Linked DNA regions of Homo sapiens: region 1 is linked to region 2. Evidence: chromatin contacts called from ENCODE Hi-C data. All regions are on one chromosome and are shown on one strand. The core of a region is the stretch at or near the end of the contact, and the rest is flanking DNA. Distances in the headings are between cores, read along the strand shown. Region 1 overlaps RAB3C (RAB3C, member RAS oncogene family). Region 2 holds the start of RAB3C (RAB3C, member RAS oncogene family).

Region 1 (4,202 bases), core at 275-2,774, 84 kb before region 2:
GACAGCACAGACAGATTTTTAACATGGGCAATTGCAATACAAAAATAATGAAACTGTCCAGACCACTAGAATATAATATTAATTTCAGGACATGCATGGGTAAGCTATGTTATATATCATACTTACAGCATCTACAATGAGGTCAAGTCTACTCAACCCAGATTCTCTCCATAGTTTACACCCAAGTTACAAGAATCAAAACTGGGTTTTGTTTGTTTCTTTGTTTTTGGTAGTAAACTTCACCTGTTTTTGAGCCCAATGGAGGATGAATATTAATAATTTCAAGTCCATATAAGAGGCATAGAATATAATCACCATAAAATACATTATGTGTAAAATAAGTGTCAAGAGACTATCTTAGGAGAGGAGTTAAGTCAGGTTAAAGTAAATAAAATTTAAACTTACACACAGAAATTTACCCTGGCATTATTAAAAGTCCATTTTAAAATGCTATTGATTCTTCTTAGAGCTTTTGGTAAAATAGAACGATATATCTCACGGGGCCACTGTCAGAATTCAATGATATATAATATATATACAACTTTTAGAAAAGTGGCTAGCATGTAGTAAATTCTTAACAAATCATATCCATTTCATCTGTTAGGAATTTTGTATGGCTCCATATAACAGGCACACAAAAGCAGCTGCTTAAGCAAATTAATATACTCTTCCTAGGCAACAGGAGTCTGGGGTAGGCAGCCCGGGGCTAGTATGGAAGTCCCAGGCTCCCTCCATCTTTTCATTTGGCTTTTGTCCTAATGCTTTCAGGATGGCTCCTACACACCCAGGCCTTACAACTACATTCCAGGAAAGGAGGGAGAGGAAATAGCAAAGGGTGCAATGCAGCTAAGTCTGCCCTTTCATTTCCTTAAGTCAGGAAAACAATAGATTCCCAGAAGCCTGCTTAGTAGAGCTCTGGTTATCTCTCACTTGCTAGAACTCTGTCATGCAGATCTATGCAGCTTTAAAGGAGGCTGAGGAATCAAATTTTATAACTGGGCAAATTGCCAAGCTCAGTAAGGCCTACCCCCATTGTTAGTGTCATCAGTGCGTAAAACCAATTCTCATTTGTTTCCAATTGATATGATATGGTGGTTCTGTTGGTAAAGGGGTGAAAAGACATTGGGAAAGCAACTTGGAGAGTCTGCCACAACTATCACCATGATTCATTTACACTTCACATAGTCTGTCTAAAAGCATCAGATAATTTTGTTTTCCAACATTAATGGCAATTGGTTGTCTCCCCAGGACAAAACGCTCAAATGTTCAGATGCAATAAAAGAAATTTTTGGCTCTGGTCTGACGTCCCACGCACGTCATCACCTCACTGCTGTTTTCATATTTCCACCCAGTTTTGTAGCACAACTTTCCATAAATCATCTCCATTATCCTCTGAGTCAACTCCCATATAATTAGCTTCACATTCATCATCTGTCTTCAGAGAAGTCGCAGTTTCTTCCTGGGGAAGATGCAGGCCTTCCTGCCCTGACCGCAGCTCAGGCTTCCAGCTGATTTCCACCTAACTTCATCCACATGTGTGACCAGCAGCCCCTATCTCTACTAACTGGTCAGCCTAGTGTGGTGTTACAAAGACTGTGGTGTGTGAACCACCATTGTTTGGGAGCTTGTTAGAGATTCAATATCTTTTGCATGCTTTGATCCTCTGGAATCAGAATCTATGGAAATAAGGCCTAAGAATCTTGAATTTTAACAAATACTCCAAGTGATTCTCATTTATGCTCAAATTTGAGAAAGACTGTCCTTGTCCCCCGCAGTGGTTTTCAACATATCTGTAATATAAACACTTGGCAAAACTAGAGATGTGAACACTTCAAGCTATCCACTCATACAGAGTAATAGCTTGTTCACCTTCTCTGTCAACAAATACTTTACATATTTTTGGTCTCAGTGCAATCAAATAAAGCACAGCTGACTTGGGGAAACATGAACATTACAAACAATAAAATAAAGCCAATTATATTGTGTTGTGCCAATTTCCTGAGGGACATTGAATATTACCCTATGCAATCCCTAACCAAATAATTATAGCTGTCTACTATTGTTTCATCCTCTTACCCCTGTGTGTTGGAACCTGCCAGAAGCAAGGAATTAAAATATAGTACAGCCCATCATCTATTCACAGAAATCTATTGCAGAAACAGATGAATTTGCAGTGCAGGCAATAAAAGGGTTCTTTGTGTCCCTCAATATTTTAGTGCAGTGTATTGGCCTTCATGATCCTCAGTAGATATGCACGTTTCCCACTGACTCCTACATTAAAGGATTTGTAGAAGTGTAGTATTCCATGACTTCATTGAGTTTCAAAGAAAATAAGCTTATCAAAGATCCCTATTCCTAAATATGTAAAATAAGATTAAATGTCCTTTGTTTATTCATTTCTTTGTTCTAAAATACATGTATGGGATACCTTTAACATGCAAGGCACTATGATGCTACCACGAAGATAGAAAATGAGTAACACGGAGTTTGAATGACCTCAAGGAGAAGCAGTCCCAGGATTTGCATTGAGAAGATGATTTTTTCCAAAACAAGTGTCCATCAAGGAGTTAATGAAATAACAGCAATAAAATGAAAGCACGTAAATTCAAGAGCATTTAATGGACCATTTATTGTACTACTTCAATCTGAAATCATTAGTACCTTTCTTTGGTACTAATAAATAGTCTTCTGTTTCCTGGTAGAGCCCAAGATGTAGTGTTTTCTGATAAGGACAGGCACATAGCAGCTCATTTCTCAGTAGGACTACTTAAATAAATAGAAACTATATTGCAACTGAAAGAAGTTGCTACCAAATTTGCACGCAAAACATTTTTCTTAGGTCACACACTCACATTTTCTGCAAAAACACTAATGGCTATCAGGTATTACTTATCTCTTATCTTACTCATAATGCAGTATTCCCCCATAAAAGCCTTATCCACTTACCTGCCTGGTAGGATTAAACAATATATAATGATTTTTTTTGTGCATTAAATTTTACACACAAATGTTCTCATAAAGATATGAATACTTTTCCGACTTATTTTTGCTCATCAGAAAATACAGAAATATGTGTGCTGTTTTAGACAAACTGGTCAGGGAAGTCCTTTTTCAGGAAGTGATATTTTAGCAAATAACATTAAGGGAGTGAGATTAAGGAGGTGACGTTAGAGCAACTATATTAAGGGAGGGAGTAAACTAGACTATGATCTGGGAGAAACATATTTCAGAGGCTGGAGGCATCCAGCGCCAAGATCCTAAGGTGGGAACACCTTTGGAGTATTTGAGAAACCAAAAGAAGCCAAGTGTGGTTAGGAGCAAAGTCAGCCAGAGGGAGAATAGTAGGAAATGAGCTGGGAAGGGACGTCAGGAGCCAGCTCCTGCAAGTCCTATTAGGCAACATTGAGGAGTTTTGGATTCTTAGTATATTATGGGAAGCTACTAGATGGTTTGCAGGAGAGCAACATGATTTAATGTACTTTATCAAAATTAAATGTTTTATTTTGAATTAAATGTAGATTCACATGCAGTTTTAAGAAATGATATAAAGAGATCCTGTGTACCCCTCACCTAGTGTCCCCTAATGGTAACATCTTACAAATCTATAGTACAGTATCACAACCTGGATATGGACATTGATACAGTCAAATGTTACAGAGCATTCCCATCACCCTCATGTTGATTACTCATGTTGCCCTTTTATAGCCACCTCCACTGCCTCCCTGCTCCTCTGTCCTGACCCCTAGCAACCGCTATTCTGAAATGGTTCGCCATTTCTATAATTTTACCATTTCAAGAATATTATATTAATGGAATCATATAATATATGACCTTTGGAGATTGGCCTTTTCACTCAGCATAATTCCCTGAAGATTCATCCAGGTTACTGTGTTATCAATAGTGCATTTCTCTTTATCGCTCAGTTGTATTCGATAGTATGGATTTGCCACATTTGTTTAATGATTCATCTATTGAAGGAAATCTAGGTTGTTTCCAGTTTGAAGCTATTAAAAATAATGCTGTTATAAATACGTACGTACAGATTTCTATGAAAATGTAAGTTTTCATTCCTCTGGGATAAATGTTCAGCAATTGATTGCTGGACTGCGCTGAATTTCTATAAGTGTAATTCCATGACTTCATGGGGTTTTAGGAAAAATAAACTTATCAAAGGTCCCTATTCCAAAATATGTAAAATAGAA
Region 2 (4,399 bases), core at 1,254-3,753:
TCATTTTCTTTCACATCAACAAATGAACTAAATATTTTTTAAAAGCAGAGAAGAAATCTCTTATTTTATGGAACCATAAAATGAGGTTTTGCTTGTGAGTCATCTTCTACAGACCTAAGTAAAAAAATATTTGGGGCATATATTTAAAATGATGATGTGGTTCAGTCTTTAAATGAAAAAAAAAGTCAATTATTTATCTTGTTGCATTGTCATATATCAAAGTCACGTGAAATGTGATTACAATTCAGAAATATCGGTGCTGAAACATTACTTGTTACTTTAAAATATTCAGAGTAAGCTTATAGTTTTTATCCTATCTATTATTACATATTTTTGAAAATTGATAATAATGGAGATGGGGTCACCATAACAACAATTTATTAGTTAAATTGAATTAATGTATGTGCTTTAATTAAATATGCTAAAAAAGTCTTTGATTTCCTAAAATGTACATTACTCATGACAGCATTTGGAAATTTTAAATTTCAAAAACTTAGTCCAACGACTAAAAATACATTATAAATATGACAATAACTCCATCCACAAGCAAATTAATTTCATTTTACCTTATTTTTATTTTAGTTCTTCATTAAAGTTTTGACTAAAATAGAAAATCACAGTGCCTACTACATAGTTGGTGAACACAAAAAATAATTTTAACTGTTTCCTGAAACATTAATACAGTTCTGTAATATTTTAATGACCTTTCTGAACATTCTAAGCAACTCTGTAAGAAAGCAAAATTGATATACAGTGTGGTTAAATTTTTCGTAATTTATTTTGATTGAAAAAATATCAGTGCATACATAGTTTACTTTAAATATTAACAATCTACTTTATTTTTCAAAAATTCTTGGAAATCTTTTTTATTGTGTAAATTTAAGATGTACATGTTTTAATATACATATACATAGTGAAGTATAATGATCTACTTTTAAAGTCTACAATTAGTGTTTACTTATAATTAAATATGATTAATTTAGCCAGTTGGCTCCTGGTAGTATCTCCAGTAATAGAAAATTATCATAAACCAATATATCTTGATTGCAACAGCCTGTACCTTTATTGTCTGTTCAGATTCTTTTCACATCAGGTCTATAATGAAAAGCTAAGTCACAAATAGAGGTATTAGAAGACACACAAAGGGGCCACTGTTCCCTGGAACAAATCAAATTTTCAATAACTCATAGGTAATTTGAGGACTTCCCTTATATAATCACCCAACAAACAATTAAATTCTATAGATTTTTCATCTAACAGTCCAGTAAGGGGTTCTTAATATACATAACCCATAAAATAAATTAAAAGTAAATCAAAGCATATGTTTAAAGTCCTTGATTCATGAAGAAACCAGTTGGAAAACGCTGAAGTCCGAATTAATGTCAAATATTTATACTCTTGGGTTTGGCAGCAGAGGTGGGTTCTCAGGAGAGACAGCACATTCCAAATGATGTTTTCTATTCTTCTCTCAACCCCACTCATAAAATGCCTTTCTGTTACACAGTAGGATCACTGCTTGATTAATAAACACAAGCTGATGTTTAACGTTAACTGGTAGTACATAGAGACGAGAATTATCACTCATCTTTACTTAAAAACAAAACTTAAGCAAGATGCTTAGGCAGTGGTACTTCTGCACCAGAGTCCTTTGCATTTCTCAAAGGAAACAAACCTAAGAATGTGATTGAAATGGGGAATCGGAGAACAAATGGGCACATAACACAGGAAAGCTCAGAGGGGGCTGTCTCCAAAACAGAGTAAACCAGTTGTGTGGACAGTGATGCTGGCATAGCTCAGGGATATGCCAAGCCCCGATGTGTTTGCTATTTTTTGCTGATACTGGGAGCCTAACTGAAGAAAGGGGACTTTGAGGAGCCTAACATTGGCTTCTCTTTATTTAATGCGCCTTTAACCAAGCGGAATTCGCTCTATGCCGACTCCAGTGGGGAGCCTTCAACCCCGAATCTGATCTATCTGCCTTAAATCCGTGAGTTTTCACCGCGATCTCAAACCCCGGATGCCAAGAGAGGAGATCAATGCCAACACGAGATTGCATGCTCCTCTGACTTTTGTTTGCTTGGGTTTTCATTTTAGACAGACACTCTTATCCTCTTTACAGAGCCTAGAAAGATTGCGAATAGCCCGATCCCTCATCAAGACAGCCCCAATCACAGCCACACAGAGCGTAAAGAAACCCAACTCTGTTCCCAGGGTCATGTCACAGAGCCGCATCTCCGCGGGTGACCGCCTAGACCTTTCCTTACGTTGAACTGCTTGTGCGCGGAGCAAGGGGAAAAGCATCTCTTTCAATTCCTCCCGAGGCCACTCTTTCTTTATGGACCCACCTGCATGGGCGCTTCGTGTCTCATTGTTGGCAAATGTCCTTTCTCTCTGGCTAGGACCGCACTGGTCTGGGCTTCCGGTCAAGCGTGCACAGTCCCGGCGCTCCACGCTCCACACTCTGCACTCTTGGGGTTCGCTAACCGGCTCCAACATCAGCACTGGAGCTGTCCTCTCCTGGCGCCGCACACGCGTACTGCCGAGGAGCCCCGTGCACTCCTGGGAGCTGTAGTCTCGCCCTCCGGGTGTTCCCGGCAAACGGGCGAGCGGTGAACTACAACTCCCGGCAAGCAAGCAAACCATTAAACAGGCTCGATCCGCCAGTCGGGCTCGGCCGCGGAGCCTCCCTACTCCTTTCCAAACGCTCCTGGGTTACCTCTCCCAGTCTCCCCTGCTCTTTTCCTCGCCAGGGGCAGGCGAATGTGACCCCAGCTTATCTCAGCTGGAGATTTTTCTTTGCTAACTATCGCCTTCGGAAGTAGATGGTGATTTTCTGATTAGGAAACAACACTACCTTGTGCTAATTTCCAATGCAAACGAAGCCAGAGCTGGTCTCTGGGACTCTCCGCCCTACCCCTCCCCATCCGAATCGGGAAAGTTTCTACGTTTCCTTAGGCAGAGTGGGGCAGTTTTACAATCTCATTCACCAAACGTAGGGGAGAAAGACGATTAACGGTACACACATAAGGAAAGTGGTTTATCCGCATAATTGCACTGAGAAGTCGCGCGCGCGTACATAGTCACACACACAACCCGCACACCGAAGTGCGTGAAAGCGAGATTTCTGGCTAAGCACCCCAAGGAACTCCTTTCGCCTGCTTACCTTTCCATACAGCTCCATTACAACTCGAGGTTCAGAAATTCTCAAGTGCCCTCGCTACAAAGGAGGTTAGGGCTCTACGTAGGAAGCGGGGCTAAAATGAAAAGGCACAACACAATAGAAGGGGTAGGGGTGGCGTCTGGCGGAGAGAAAAAGGAGGGATGTGGAGAAGACAGCTGATTTAGATGGAGGGCTTCTTTCCTCTGGAGGGAAAGCGTGGAATCCAAGCTGCAGCTGCAGAGAAAGGGCTCAGTCTCTTAGGAAGTGCCAGGGGCGCGATAGCGCTGGCCAGCCCCTCCCCAGGCCCTCCCCCAGGCACCTTCCGCCGTCATTAGCGCGCACACACTGCCGCTGGCCGCGGGCTGCAGAGCTGATAGGGCACTGGGTTATTTACCCAGAGCAAGCCACATAAAATGAACACATTCATCACCGGAACCCAAAAGCACCGTGACAGAATGAGATGGGAGACCTCTATTAAGTTATCCTGTCCTTTCTTTAACACAAAGTCATTCCTTATATTACAACTATACTCCTCCCAGATTAGTTCAAAAAAATGGTTTTGAAATCTAGGAACTGTACTTTTGTTAGACTTATCCTTTTCCTGTCAGTTGACTGATAGGTATGACTATCCATGTCCTCTGTAACTATCTAGAGACAGCCCTCTCTACTTAAAAGTAAACGTTGATCATCCAGCAAATCAGCCCTGCCTTGTCATGAAGTCAAAATTATAACGGAGGCAGAGTGAAAAAGGAATGATTGTGATATTGGCATGGAGGTATGGAAGGAATAACTTGAATCAGCTTTAAACTTCATTGCAGCAGTAGAACAGAGGTTCTGAAACTTAAACGTACTTGAAAATCTGTTGAGACGGAGGTTAAAGTTAAAATTTTTAAGCCACAGGTAGAGATTGATTCACTAGATCTTTTGAGAGGTCTGGAAATTAGCATTTTAAATAAACACTCCAGCAATTCTGATGCAAGTGGTTCCCTTGCCATAATTTGAGAAACATTGTCTTAAAAGAATCTATGTGTAACACTTTTTCAAAGGTGCAAACCTCAAAAATGTCACGGTATGGACTCAATAATGCAACAGTCTAATATTGGGAACCTACCATATTCAATATTTCCATTAATTTTAGTTGATTGTATTATTTAACAACTCTATAATCTGTCTTCTAATCTTGCAATTAGTGAGAATGTAATGCGATATCACCTAGGTAAGTAGTTTTTATAACTATTC

The links. Hi-C counts contacts between places; a loop is a spot of excess contacts on that map. Pooled maps may share reads with other maps.
Region 1: a map of endothelial cell of umbilical vein shows a loop between it and region 2 (5-fold over the local background). The contact joins the enhancer-like site here to the promoter of RAB3C in region 2. A Hi-C loop is called at or near these places in 1 of 168 maps with a recorded cell type or tissue (endothelial cell of umbilical vein) and 1 of 50 pooled maps.

What each region holds. Positions count from the first base shown.
Region 1 is chr5:58,664,003-58,668,204 of GRCh38, reverse strand. The region is part of intron 2 of RAB3C (RAB3C, member RAS oncogene family); the gene reads right to left. Among named protein-coding and RNA genes, the nearest start is that of RAB3C, 83 kb to the right of the region's middle. Within about 2 kb of position 1,524, at least 2 of the 41 ENCODE cell types and tissues checked have a DNase peak (open chromatin) inside an H3K27ac peak, as active enhancers do; they include endothelial cell of umbilical vein, where a contact is called at or near this core.
Region 2 is chr5:58,581,179-58,585,577 of GRCh38, reverse strand. It overlaps RAB3C (RAB3C, member RAS oncogene family), which reads right to left and starts at 2,503. Exons shown (of 5, transcript NM_138453.4): 1 at 2,346-2,503. The coding sequence starts at 2,369. RefSeq lists a silencer at 2,497-2,696.